Regions from separate parts of the Mus musculus genome. Here region 2 is linked to region 1. The links are chromatin loops, found by intact Hi-C in ENCODE. Cell type or tissue: heart. All regions are shown on one strand. Each heading gives the region's core, and the rest is flanking DNA. Links, peaks and the distances in the headings are about the cores only.

Region 1 (7,325 bases), core at 1-5,000:
GATTCAACTTTAAATACCTTTTATAGTTAGGAAGTATGCAACTACATGTATTTTTTTTCCATCTTATATCTGCCCTTGTTTCTTTTGTATGTCTCCTAACTATGACCATCATAACCACCTATGGAGCTACTTTAAAAAACAGAAAACCTTTACTCCTGGAGATCCTTCAGTAAGTCTGGGATGGGAACTGGAAACAGTCCTATCTACAAAGCCCCATTGGTGATTCTCATGCACACCCTGAGGGCCACTAATTCATTCCAATGCTCTTTATACAGCACACATTCAGTGCTTACTAATTCATGGCCTGGGAGCTCATAAATGACTTCTCTCTAAATAGCCTAACCAGATATCAACCAAGCCCTTGACTACACCAGCTGTGTTCCAAGTGCAACATGTGGGTTTAAGATTTCCTATCCTCAAGTGCTACATGGAGGGACACCATTACCTTGTCTCTTTACATTGTTTCCCATTTGTTGAAAAACCAGAGGCCTGGAATGCAGCCATGTCAGACAACACTACATAAGAATGTACTCTGGGGTCTAAGATTAAAATTAGCTACAAAGAGAACAAGAACAAGATAGACAGTCTGAATGAGTACACTGCTCCTACTCAATAGTTTCTTACTTAATCAGTACAGAAGAACAGAAATTTCAGTCCCTAGTTCCGCCCTCCCTTCTCTCCCTCCCTCCTCTCCCCTCCCCCTCCCCCTCCTACTTGCTGCCACAGGTCTCCTAAAATGCCTGAGACAGTCCCAGGCCCCTGAAGACCCAGGAAGTCATTTCATGCGTTAAAGTCCTATAATCCGATAAATAACACAAGCCCCACCCGACAGACAGTTACCTATCAACTACCCTGACACACCATTTACACAGCTTGGTTCGGAAAGCAGTATGAACTTTTTCCTGAGTTGTTCTTCACAGGGAACAGCAGTCTGAGTCACACCCAGCCTGGAGCAAGTGTGACATTAGCCAGGGTACAGTTACGAGACTAGTCTCTCTATCTCTTTTCCCATTTCAGAAGTGGGCTACAAAGATCGATAAATAGCTAGGGGCAGGCAGAAAAGTGTGGACTGGCAAAGAACGCCCTAGCCTTCCCCTCAGGCAGGGGCTGCAGATCCCAGATTCCACAGGCCTCTCACAGCAGCTCCATCTTGCTTCCTGCCAGAAGGAGGGGCAGAGGAGGAGGCCCCCCAAATCTGGAAAGGCCCCAGTGAAAGAAAGCCATTTGACAGCAGTAAAGATGGATAGACAGCTTCATGGAAGGAATAAAATGACGGCCATGGGGTCAGGCAGAGGGCAAGCAGGGCTCCTGGTTATGAATTACTGTCTAAAGGTGCTAAGAGTCCCCGGAGGTGTGAGCAAAATGCCCCGAAGGAAAGGAGGCGGCGACAGAGAGAGGAAGAAGCCAAGCAGTTGGGTAGAAGCGACAGACACCAGGATCCCAGGGGAGGGTTGGGCAGGTGGGTCTCAGGGGACAGAAGTATTAGAAAGGCGAGCAGCCCGGTGCAAATAAGAATCCTTGGAAGTTAGGGCAGGGAGACCATAAGAGAAACCACCCACAGGTTGGAGAGGAGAGGCCTAAAAAGGAGCTAAGAGCAAGGTACTCAACGCAAGTGACGCGAGCCTGCCCAGGGGAGGGACCGTGAGACAACCTAACGACCATTTCTTGGGCGCCTACTACGGGCACACACACCCTAGGCACTTCACAACTAAAAGCTCGCTGACTCTTCACAGCACAGCCCCAAGGCAGGATTTCTCACACAAGTGTCCCATTTTATAGATGAGGAAACTGAGGTCCCCGACAGGCTCAGTGGCTTGCTCAAGGTCACAGCCCAGAGAAATCGGCATTCGAAACCACGGCACCTGCCCTGGAGTCCACCCGACGCTCCAAGCGCCTGCGAATGCAAGCAGCGAGGCGGACCGGGACCCTGGGGACTTCTCCCGCCCGCGCTCCCGTCCCAGGCCCGGCGCGCTCACCCGGACGAGGTTGCTGACGGCCGCCTGCACGGCGGCTACGGGCGCGGTGAGGTCAGGAATGGCTTTGCCGTCCACCTCGCCCTCCTCGTGCATAATCACCAGGTGCGAGATCTGCTGCGCCACCGGCTCCAGGATGCTCTCGATCGTACGCGTGTGAAACACCGGCATCGCGGCGGCTAGCGGGGCGGCGTACCGCGGGCAACAGAAAACTGGGATCCGTAGGGCCGGGAGCCGGCGGCGAGTGACTGACTCGGAGCGGCGACTAGAGTCCGGGCTTCCCTCGGCGTAACTAGCCCCACAGGCGCCCCGCCCTCTCACGTCGCCGCGCCCAATGGTAACGCAACTCAGAGCCGGACTGTGGCTCCTATTGGTCTTACTTCGATAAGCTCCGCCCCCAAGGCAGAGCCGCTAAGGTCCCGCCCCGCCCCCATTCCCAAGGGAGGGGCCTGGGATTGGGGCTGCGCCGCAGGGATTGCGACCGGATTCCCGAACCCTCTCGCGGGGCGCTCCTTATAAGGGCATAGTGGGAGCGGAGCGAGCGACTGCACTGGACTGGCCCCGCCCCCAGGAGCCGCCTCCCGCCTCAGAGTGGCGGAGCTCCGCCCCTCCGCAGGATCACCTCAGTAGGGCGGGATATCCTCACCTCAGGCAGCGCCAGAGAGAGGGGACCTCGGCTTCCCCCGGTCTCCCCGCAGGGTGCTCCCCTTTACCGTCACCGGACGCAGTCAGAACACTGTTCCGTCACCTCCCAGTAATTCACGAGGAAGTAAAAAGATCCAGACAACAAAAACACACCGAGAAACATGAGTACCCATTGATTTGTACTATCTGCCCTCGGATAGTCACAGTTAAGTTTGGTGTGGCACTTTCTAGACCTCCGTGTACACGTTCACTTGCAAATACGTGTTTTCTAAATAAATAGGAACGTTTCCGTAGAACTAGAGACTTAATGAAATTTACCTGCTAATCTTTCGCTTTTGGTGAGTAGAAGTCTGTCTGCCACCTTCTGTTTTAGCGACTGGTATCCCATTTTTGCAAATCTACTTAGGTCTGGTTCCGTTGCTAAAATGTTTGCCTAGAATGTAAGAAGCCCTAGGTTTGATTCCCAGCACTACGCAAAATCAGCCTTGATAGAGTGGGCCCGTATACCAGCAGCACTAGGGAAGTGGATCAGGGGTTCAAGGTCATACTCCACTACAAAGAAAGTTTGAGGCCATCCTGGAGGGGTAGTCCTTTTGTGGTTGTGATGAGCATCTATTTGTAGTTACAACAGCACTCCAGAGGCAGGGTTAGGAGGATCATTTGAGGAAGGAGTTCCAAGCCAGTCTGAGCAACATGACAAGACCCCCATCTCAAAAAAAAAAAAAAAGTGAAATGAAAATTCAAAAGTGGATACTTTTTAACAAGTCTGTAAGTAGGGCCAAATTGCCCAATCCCCTCACCACATTTAAGACATCTGCATGTTTTCCTAACCTCAAGTTCTCTTGCCCAAGCTTCCTCATTCTGAGAGGAAACACATTCATTAATGCCTTCAAATGAAAGATCCTCAAGTCAAAGAAAAATGTTTCTCAGGATGTCACATTTTGCAGAAGGCCAAGCCACATGTTGTCTTACCCAGCTCTAAAGTTCTGTGTGTCTAGCAGTACATACCCCCGTTTCTGCTCTGTGGTTACCAAGTCTTGAACTTTCTCTTGAGGTGGGGATGAGCTCAGTTGGTAAAGAGCACTCGCCTACCATGCACAAAGCTTTAGTACTTGCCTACCATACACAAAGCTTTAGGTCAGCCTCTAGCATCACAAAACAAGGACATGGTGTTCATACACACCTATAATTTTGTCTGTCACCCAGGAGTTGGAGGCAAGAGGATTAGAAGAAGTTCAAGGTCCTCCTCGGCTACCTAGCAAGTTTGATGACAGCCTGGGCTGCTTGAGACACTGACTCAAAAACAAAACAAACAAAACCACCTTAATAAATAACCATGAATGCAGAGGCTCTGCCTCCAACTGAAACAAAGCTGTACAGGAGGGAGCTCATTTCTGTCTGCCTTTGATAAGAGCTTCCTGGGCCATTCAACGTCAGACTTCTTTCTCTGGAGTCTCTCAGTTCATCATTGTGTTTTGCTTATTACTTAATGACCTATCTCCTGGACAGAGGGATTTTGGGGTTAACTACAAACCTTCCCAGAACTTGGGAACCCCTCCACTCCACTAACTTGTAATTCTTCTCTTAGTTGCTAGGAAGAAAGAATCCAAGGCAGGTATTTCCCATAGGCCTCCTTCCTTAAGCCCATAGCAAACGAGTGATCTTCAAAAATAATTTACCCTCATTGACTCCATCCTTAAACATGCTGTGGCATTGCTACCGTTTTGGAATGGCTATCACCGTGCTTCATCCCTAGACACTGGAGGAAATATACCCTGAGGTTAGACCAAGGTAGGAAAGATGGCAATGATGACTGGGCCAAAGCAGGGAAATGGAGACTCAGCAGGGCCAAAAGAACAGGAGAACCAGCAGCTGAAAACCTATCCAAGACTCATGACCGAAGGCTCAAATGAATTATTTTTCTACATAACAGACTAGGAGACAATATTTGAAGGCAACAAGCACCAGCATGAAGTGCTTCTGAATGCAGGAACCTGTGCAACTGCACTGTTTGCATACCAAATGGGCAGGCTGGGTTGCATAGGCAATAATAGTCTGACCATTACTGACTCTTTAATAAGTCAATAGTGAGCCTGGTGGTGATGGTGCACATCTTTGATCTCAGCACTTCAGAGACAGAAGCAGGTAGATCTCTGTGAGTTCAAGGCCAGCCTAGTCTACAGATCAAGTTCCATGACAGCCAAAGCTACACAGAGAAACCCTGTCTCAAAAAAAAAAAAAAAAAAAAAAAAAAATCAAACAAACAAACGAACAAAAAAGTCAATAGCTCCCAAGAAACACACCTCGTTATGGAAATTCATCAAAATTAATATAAAGGGGCTAGACAAATGACTAAGTGATTAAAGGCACTAACTGCTCTTCCCAAGGACCCAGCCCCCACCTAGCAGCTCATTGTCATGCATAACTCCAGTTCCAGAGACTCCAATGGCCACTTCTGGTTTTTGTAGGCACTGAATGCAAGTAGTACATTGCATGCAAGTGGTATACATGCAGGCAAAACACTCATATACATAAAACAATAAAATAAGCTAAAAAACACTAATGTAAAAAAAAAACATTGTCCAGTTCTACAACATGGTGTAGTGGTTTAAATGTAGTGGTTTATATTTGAATAATGAGTCCCCAGTTGATGGAACTGTTTGGGAAGGATTAGGAGATACGGCCTTGTTGGAAAAGGTGTGTAACTGGCTTTAAGGTTTCAAAGGTCTGTGCCATTCCCAGTTAGTGTTCTTTCAGCCCCCAAGCCCTGTCAGCTTCTCCCTCTAGGTAGCCAGGCCCATTGTCCACTGGGCTGGAAGGAGGGAAGCTTAACCAGGCACAGATGGGTGCTGTGCAGGATCTTGTTCAGTGATAAGTTGAGTTCAATAAACACAGCTTCAGAGAACTGATTCTTTTGTTGGGGGGAGAACGGGGTATTTATGGCTCTGAGGAGGTGGTTAGGGTCTCAGGGACAACATATGGCCAGGACAGGGGTGTTGGAAAATGCTTCATCTACAAGGTGCAGGGTGAGGAGACCTTATAAGGTCAAACAAGCAGTGAAGCCTGATAACTGTCAGGGTAATAACTTCTTAAAGAGTTGATGGTGGGAGAGCCAACTTTATAGCATCGGGTTGGAAGTGGGGAGGTAGCCAGCTCCTGCCATCCCCATCCGAGGTATCTCTCCATCTTCACATGCATCCTCTAACATCTTCCTTGATACTTGTTAATACGTGTTAACACTGACACCTTCCAGAGTCTGGGCCCAGACCAATCTTACTACTTTCTACTTCCTAACCTCCACATACATGACATACAGATGGGTTAAATAACACAAAAAGCAAAGAACTCAGAAGCATTGCTATTCAAAGTAATCCTAGCTTTACAGTTTGACCAAGAGACAGATCTCATAAGTGGCTTTTCTTCTCTCTGAACTATAAATAAAATAATGCCACAACCTTCATAGGCTTTGTGTAAAAATCAGTGAAAGAATGTGTATAAAGAGTTCAGGAGGGCAGAAGATGTGTCTCAGTTGGCAGAGTGCTTGCCTAGCATACATGAGATCCTGAGTTGGACCTAGAATACCAAGTATGATGGTCCATGCCTGTAATCCCAGAAAGCTGGAGATGGCAGTAGGAGGATCAGAAAGTCAAAGTCGTCTTCTACAATATAGTGAGTTCAAGGCCAGCCTGGAAACATAAGATACAGTCTAAAAACAAACAACAAAAAGTCCAGGGAAAGAGAGCAATGACAAATATGTATAATATTCAGAGCCTCCAAAACTTCCTGGTAGTGTCTGTCTTTGAGAGTTTTGTCCCAACATTTCCACCTAGAGCTTTCTATTTTGATATAAATCTTGTGAATTATGGTAAGCAAAATTCTAAAATACCTTCCATTCCCAAGAATAAAGCTGGTCCTAAAGACTGTACGCTGCTCAAATTCCAGGTAGGAGATGCCCATCGGCCTATGGATACGAAAGGATCTGAGGGGCAGTGGGATGAATCATGTTTGCTTAGGCAGGCCATGGAGCAGACATTCCAGAATGAGAAAGTCTGAAGGAGGGCCATATTCCAGGTCAGTGCTTAAGTTAGTCAGACTGAAGAAAGTGTTCATGCAACTCAAAGATAAAGATGCAAAAGTAAATTTCCACAAGATTATAACCTTCAGACATTAAAGCCTGTGCGGCATCTGCTCTTGATTGTGGCGAGCTCAACTGACTCTCTACTCTATGATTAGTCTGAAGGCCACTAATGACGGGGAACAGTGTCAGATATGCTAGATTTTATCAATTGTAAGTTATAAATAATAGGAAAGCTCTTGATAGCAGCAATTATTTATTCTATACCTCTCTGTGGCATAAGAAACGTTCTGTCCTTTGAAGGCCATAACAATTGTGAGGACGGTGGAAAAAGGAAGTGTAACTTTCATGTACAGGTTGAAAAGTTGAGACACAGCAGCGATCAGCTGTGAATACAGTTTGTGGAAGTTTTGGTCAAGGCTAGATTCTATATTTAGTCAAGACATTCAGTTTCTAAGTTCTTGTACTTAGCTCGAGATTAGATTTTGGGCTGTTCTATGTCAACTATGTGTCTAAGGCTTATACTTAGATGCTTCCAGTAGAATAATATAGTTTGTGCACAAATGAGTCAATGTACAATTTAACACATAAACACTCATACATACTGATTAATACTCCCACCTTACCTCAGA
Region 2 (7,450 bases), core at 1,311-6,310, 120 kb before region 1:
GAGCGCCTGCGCTCAGGGAGTGCCAACCTCCCCGTTCCTTCAGCCCCTGAGTAATGTGGAAGAGTCAGATCTTCAACCTCTGTAGACACCGAGCCTCTCACTGAACGCCGTTCCGCTCGTTGTGTCTATCTAGTCCAGCCGACCTCCTTGGTGCCTCTGCGGCTGCTAGTCAGGCAATCTGCTGGGCACTCCGAGCGCGGGGTCCTCGCGGCATTCTCTGCTGCTTCAGCTGCGGTGCAGAGAGGACCCGGCACCGAATCACTGAGTCGCCCAGGTGTCGGGGTGAGTGTGAGGGCGGGGAGTCTCCGGGCTGGAGACCTCTCCAAAGCCGGGGAGTAGACCGCATAGCTCCGGCTCGGGACTCTAGCCTGGGCTCCAGGAGCGTCCCCGCTGCTGTGCACCGGGGCCGCGCCTGCCCGGCACGTCCGGGCTTTCTAGCCAGCTGGGCCGGAAGGGAGCGGTGCACCTGCCACGTAGGGTTCTCGGACCCTGGACCCCAGGCACGGGAAATGTCATCTATAGTGAGGTGCAGTACCGACGACTTGAATTTGTAGGACCCCAGGTTTGGCCTTGGAGGGCAAGTCCCCTGAAGAAGCTAAGAACGCTCTCTTTATAGGGTGGCGCCTGCGTGAGCTGGCCTGGGATGGGGAAACAGTGAGTAGGGTGTTGCAGCTTCTCAGGAGACAGGTGACAGGGCTGTAAACTAAGAAGGTGGCCTGGAGAATGGAAACATAATGAGGGGTGGGCTGATTGGATGCAGTGGATTTGTTTGATATTGAAGCTTTAACTTCCTAGTTGAGAAGTTGAGTCACTGTAAAAATCCGGCGTTCTCGCGGGGAAAGAATTTTTTTTTTTTTTTTTTGGTGGCATTTGGGATTTTGACTTGAAAACACATTACACAGAAGAAAAGGAATTTTCTGCAGGCAAATATATAAATCCTTCCTCTGTATTGAAAGAAGAAAACGTGCCCCCCTTTTGAGAGAGTCCCACTGCTATTATCGTCTGTTTCTCAGTGTCTTCCTGGTTTTTAAACATTTTTTTTTTACATTTATTTGTTTGTTGTATGTGTGTTGCATGCCACAATATACATGTAGAATTCAGAGACCAACTTCTGGGCCACAATTCTCTCCTTCCACCATGAGGGTCTTAGTGCTCAAACTCAGGTCCTTAGGCTTGCTAGCAGACACCTTTTTTGATGAGCCATCTCAGTCTCCTTATCTTTGTTTTACCTACTTGCTGCTTTTAGCTAAGAACCACACTGCTATGCCGTTGCCAACATCCTACTGAGTTATCACTAAAATTACTTTAACCAACATCACCCATCACATCAAATATGACAATCATATATTCTCGGTATAGATTTAAAAAAAAAAGTCTTGGAGCTGGAGAGATGGCTTGTCAGTTAAGAGCACTAGATGCACTTTTGATGAACCAGGTTCAATTCCTGGCCCTCACACAGTGGCTGACAACTGTCTGTAACTCCAGTCCCACGGGGATCCTACTCCCCCTACTGGCCTTCTTGGGCACTGCACACTCAGTGTACAGATACATATGCAGACAGAGCACCCATACAAATACAATAAAAACTTAAAGAAAAAAAACAAAACTACTTGCGAATCAGAAAAGTTAACCCCCTTTTAATGCATAAGACATAGATATATTTTAAGTAGGCATGTGTTTTGGGGTTTTTTTTTTTTTTCTAATTTGTGTGGGAGATGCTGCAGAGAACCCAAGTTCAGGTCTTAACAACCAATAACTCCAGGGAATCTGATGTACTTTTCTGGCCTCTGCAAGTACCTGCACTCACATGACATATACAAACAGAAATACATACAAAATTAAAGTTTAAAAAACTTGGGTTGTGAGCTGCCTGAGATGGGTGCTAGGAACTGAACTCTGGTCCTCGGCCGAAGCAGTAGATGGTTTTAATCCCACCCCCTGTATCTCCAGCTTTAAGGGATCCACTGTCCGCTCCTGGTCCTCATGGACCTGCATTTACATGCACAAACCCACACTCAAATACACATAATACACATCTAAATTATTGAAAAAAAAAGTCTTATCAAACAGTCTGTAGGGAACAGTATGATTTGCTGAGGGTAAAAGACTGGAAATGTTAGATCATTGGTGGCCAGCAGTCATGGCATATGCCTTTAATCCCAGCACTTGGGTGGTAGAGGCAAGCAGACTCTTGTGTTAGAGGCCAGCCTGGTCTACAGAGTGAATTCCAGGACAGCCGAGGTTACACAGAGAAACCCTATCTTGAGAATAAAAAGGAAAATTTTAAAAAGGAAAATTGTAAAACATTTTTTGATATTTATTTTTATTACTTGTTTATTATTTGGGGTTTATTTTTATTATTTGCATTATTGTATGTGTTTGTATGTGGGTATGTGCACATGAGTGCCATGCCCATAGAAACAAAAGGCAATAGATCCCCTGGAGCTGGAGTTATGATCTGCCTGACATAGGTGCTAAGATTGAATCTGAGTGCTTTGTTTGTTGAGTTAGGGGTTCAGTTTTGTTTTGTTGTTGTTGTTGTTGGGGGTATGTTTTGTTTGGTATTTTGTTGTTGTTGTTGTTGGTTTTTCAAGACAAGATTTCTGTGTGTAACCACCCTGGCTGTCCTGGAATTCCCTTTGTAGACCAGGCTGGGCTGGAACTCACAGATGTCCCCCTGCCTCTTCCCTTGAAGAGCAAGGTATTTGGCACCAAGCCCAGCATAATCTGGGTCTTCCGTAGGAGCATGTACATGCTCTTAATCACTGAGTCATCTCCAATCTGAGAAAACCACTTCTACTCATCCTTTTAAATCTTCACAGCTTCACTTCTGTGTGGCATTCCCCTAGAAATGCATAAATATGCTTCAGATACTAAAATTCTCCAATACACTTCAGATACTAAAACCCTTCCCCATTTTTAAAATTCTGCTTCAGCTCCATCTTAGGCTTTTTTTTTTTTTTTTCCTTTTTTAGTTCCGCTTCCTTGCTATTCAAATACTGGCTTTTTCTTTCATATATGTTCCTTGCTATGTTCATAATTTATTTGGATATAACTCCTTATAATACCCATTAACAACATATCAGTCTCTTTGAAGGACTAGACTCAATCAAATACAGTGATTGAATGTACTCAGTTGAGTCAAATATATTAGGAATTGGGTCAAATTATGTATGACCAGGACTAACTATTTCAGCTGTCTTCTTATTTCTGTACAACATACCCAGACTTAAATACATTTTTTCTTAAAGCTTGTCCAAATCTCATTGTATATTTTACTCCATTCTCTTGTTAACCTTCTAGTACAGGCTCCTACTAGGGCAGTGCCTGAGAAGGCCAGAAGAGGGCACTGGACCCCCTTGGACTAGAGTTAAAGACAGTTGTAAGGGTGTCAAGCCTTGTCCTCTAACCTGCCAAGCATCCATCTCTCCAGCTCTGATCCATCACTCATCTCTTAACTGGTGTCACATAATTTGGTGACTTCTTATCCAATTTCCATAGTATAATTAGTATAATCTCTCCAGAAATGTAAATCAGATTTGCATATTTTCTCTCAAAATAAAAAATTAAATAAAATGTGGGAAATTAGTTCACTGAGAACAATAAACAAGGCAAGCCTTGCCCCATGACCAGTGGCTGTTTTCATATTCTTACCTTTTTTCCAGCATTTCTTCAACCTTAAGAGTTGCACATTTTGTTTTGGATTTCTTTCATGTATTCTCTTTGTACGTGTAACCCTTGAAGATTCCAATAGTTCACTCTATTTATCCTATCATATGAGTTGCTTCTTACTATATTTGTATTTGCAACTGACGAAAAGTATAGAAATTTTCAGTTTAGCATATCCCCAAATGCCTAATATATAAATATAGAACAGTTTGTTGAATAGGGGAAAATGGTTAAGATTCTGGTTGAGAATCAGAGGAACTAAATTCTTCTCGTTTCATATTTGTGTATGTGTACATGCATATGTGGGGGGGGGGCGGTGCATGCAACTTCAGGGATCCCCATGTGTGTGTGGATCAGAGGTTTAAGTTGGGTGACTTTGTGGTTCTCCACCTTGTTTCCTGAGGCAGTCTCACTGAACCTGGGCCTCACTGACTGGCTAGAATAGCTAGCCTGAAAGCCTGTCTCCACTCTACAGTCCCCAACCCCTTATTCCACTGTTAGAGTTACAGAAAGGAACCACCCACCACCTCCTGTTTTGATATGGCAGTGGGGATCCAAATTCAGGTTCTCGTGCTTAAATGGCAGGCTCTTTACTGACCTAAACATCTTTCCATCCCCCATTCTCTCACTGTGTATAAAGGCCATTCTGTGCCTCCATTAAGCTCTGAAAGAAACCTTGGGTGTGGTGGATGACTGTAGTTCCTGTTGCTTAAGATGCTGTGGCAAGGGATAGCTTAAGGCCATGAGTTTGGCAACATACGACTATCTAAAAAGCAAAAGACACACTTACCTTCCAAGAATATTTTGACTGTAATTGTCAGGAAGAATGCACACATAAAGAGGATTCATGAAGTAGTTACACTACAATCAAATCTCTGATGGGTGTGTTTGCAGTTCAAAAGTCACATCCACATACAGTTTGTGGTGGTGGTCAATCAAGTAAGGAACAACATAACTGCAGCTACTAAAAGCATAAGTGGCTAAAGAAATAGGCTAATTTTTTTCTGTTTCATGAGGTGTTGCTTCTTATATACATTAGGCAATTGATCATAATATGGATAGAAAAATTAAGATCTTTTCTTATTATAGGAGGTTAAAATAGGTTTTAAAGCCAAGTGCTGTTGAGTGCTGGAAGTGTTAAGCTCTCAGCACAAAGGATAACAACAGTAAATCCAGTGGCTGGGTTGACAACCAGTGTTCTGAAACCTGAACTGCTACCGATAAAAACAACTCTGGTGGAAACTTTCCTGGAAAGAATTTTTCACCAGATTAAGAAAGTGAGTGGAAATCTAACCCTAAAATAACCAGTCAAAACAAGCACCTGTCTTAGAGAGTGTTGTGATAATGGAGTGCCACTGTGTTCCAGGGGGCTAGTGCTTTGACATAACCTGTGTCACCTCTTTTGTTTCTACTCTAATCAGTTAAACTTTCTCAGCATAAAATCAAGAGCATGTTTTGGTTTCTATATGGAACATATCCTTCAACTCTTCCTTTTAAATGAAGCCAGAAGAGCACATTGACTATAGCATCTGTCTATAATGATATCACCAACAGATGTCAGTATGATAAATACCGTGACCAAAAGCAATTTGTGGAAGAAATTTATTTGGCTTATACATCCTGATCACAGATGCTCGTTGAAGGAAGTCAGGTCAGGAAATGAAGAAAGTGCAGAGGCAGGAAACATGGAGGAACGCTGCTTAGTGGCTTGCTTAGCTTCTCACATCACCCAGGAGCCTAGGCATTACACCACCCATGGTGGGCTGGGTCCTACATTAATGACCAACAGATATGCCCAAAGAACAGTCTAATGGAGGCAATTCCTCAATTAGACTTTCTCTTCCAGATTTACCTAGGTTGTGTCAAGTTAACAGAACTAACAATATATTGTATATTGCACTAATTAACTATCCTGTGTTAAATAAACTTGCATTCTTGGAATAAATCATATTTTTTATGATTTAATTTGTTGCTGAATTTTGTTTTCTAGAATTAAGAACTTTTCCATCTGTGTTCTTAAGTGATCTTAATCTGCTATTATTTCCATTGCCTTTGTCTGGTTTTTATGTCAAGGCAATATGACAAGGAATTTTTTTTTTTTTAAACCAGCTCAGCAGACTCCAAACTCTGCATCTCCACTGATTTATTTATTTATTATATGTAAGTAGCTGTCTTCAGACACACCAGGAGAGAGCATCAGATTTTGTTACGGATGGTTATGAGCCACCATGTGGTTGCTGGGATTTGAACTCAGGACCTTTGGAAGAGCAGTCGGCACTCTTAACTGCTGAGCCATCTCACCAGCCCCAAGGAATTTTTTTTAATACAATATATTTTGATTATATTCTTTCTCCTTCCCCTACCTAGGTCCTTCCCTTCCCCATACCTACCCAGCTTTGTGTTCTCTCTTTCCAAAAAGAAAAGGAAGAAAAATCAGACAAATAGAAAACACAGACAAAAAAATAACAAAACAAACATCCACACACGCGAGCGTGCAGAGTCATCCTCGTGTTGTCAACCACTGTGGATGGTGCCTGCCCTGCCCAGTGATACACCAGTGGAGAAAAACAATTTTCCCTCTCCTAACATGTATCAGTTGCAAGCAGTTTGGTCAGGGGTAGGACTTAGTGTCTGCGTCCCTTTCTTTACCCTGGGATTTTGTCTGGTGTGAATCTGTGGAGGTCTTTGTGTGGTGTCAGAGTCTCTACAAGTTCATATGCATATCATCTCTGTTGTGCCTGGAAGATGCTGTTTCTTTCCTTGGAGTTGTCCACTACTGGTTCTTGGACTCTTTTCTGTCTCTTCTACATAGTTCCCTGAGTCTTGAGAGGAGGGATATGATAAAGACCTCCTGTTTAGGGCTGAGTGCTCCAAAGTCTTTTACTCGCTGTACATCGTCCAGATGTGAGTCTCTGCATTAGTTACAATCTACTGCAACTGTGCATTTTCAGTGTACAGTAAGCATAACCCCTTTTTTTTTCCTCCACAGAAAATGATCCACAGTCTATTTCTCATAAACTGCTCTGGCGACATTTTTCTAGAAAAACACTGGAAGAGCGTTGTAAGCCAGTCAGTGTGTGACTATTTCTTTGAAGCTCAGGAGAAAGCTGCTGATGTTGAAAATGTCCCACCTGTCATTTCAACACCTCACCACTACCTCATTAGTATCTACCGGGATAAGCTCTTCTTTGTGTCTGTGATACAGACCGAAGTGCCACCTCTCTTTGTAATTGAATTTCTGCATCGAGTTGCTGACACTTTTCAGGTTTGTATCCGTCAAACTGTTGTTACTAAATCACCCAAGATAGTTCAAGGACACATACACACACACACACACACATACACACGTGCGCATGCTTTCATTTGTTACTTAAATTTCTGATGTGTACTGGCTGACTTCTCTTTGTAACTAAACAATCTCATAAACACTTGCAGAGAGTATACAGTAGCGCACGTTGCTGTTCTGCTCATTGCTTTTTATGTGTGGCAAATTATATCATGAGGAAACAGGAGTACCCTCCACTAAGCACTCTCTGGATCATCACAAGGTCTTTATTGTCATGAGCGCCTTTATATTTCTGTTTTCTATTTTCTATTTGATGAATAAACCAAATAGCTTAAAGCTTTGTATGTGTTTGAGTGTGGGTTAGTGAGGGCAAATGAAGTTTATAGCTCACATTGCAGATTGATGTCTCAGTACTTTCTGTCATGATATATAATAGGAATCAGCTCAGTATAAATACAATAAGAAAATATTGAAGAGAAATGTTAGGATTTCCAT

Evidence for each region. Peaks named below come from ENCODE experiments on the same cell type or tissue, not always from the same donor. Only the 100,000 strongest peaks of a DNase experiment are listed, where the experiment ranks them.
Region 2: a loop joins it to region 1, with 2.2 times the contacts of the local background. A loop is called at or near these places in 1 of 42 quality-filtered maps.

Annotation. Positions count from the first base shown.
Region 1 is chr14:20,924,340-20,931,664 of GRCm38, reverse strand. Vcl (vinculin) reads right to left here and starts at 2,267. Exons shown (of 21, transcript NM_009502.5): 1 at 1,977-2,267. The coding sequence starts at 2,144. In heart, for the core only: no CTCF peak of the experiment used is centred there; DNase peaks (open chromatin) are centred at 814, 984, 1,514 and 2,394; H3K4me3 peaks cover 3,312 bases; H3K27ac peaks cover 3,039 bases.
Region 2 is chr14:21,044,972-21,052,421 of GRCm38, reverse strand. Ap3m1 (adaptor-related protein complex 3, mu 1 subunit) reads left to right here. Exons shown (of 9, transcript NM_018829.4): 1 at 1-282; 2 at 6,659-6,934. The coding sequence starts at 6,662. Among named protein-coding and RNA genes, the nearest start is that of Ap3m1, 3.7 kb to the left of the region's middle. In heart, for the core only: CTCF peaks have their summits at 1,509 (motif pointing left) and 3,340 (motif pointing right); a DNase peak (open chromatin) is centred at 3,341; H3K4me3 peaks cover 238 bases.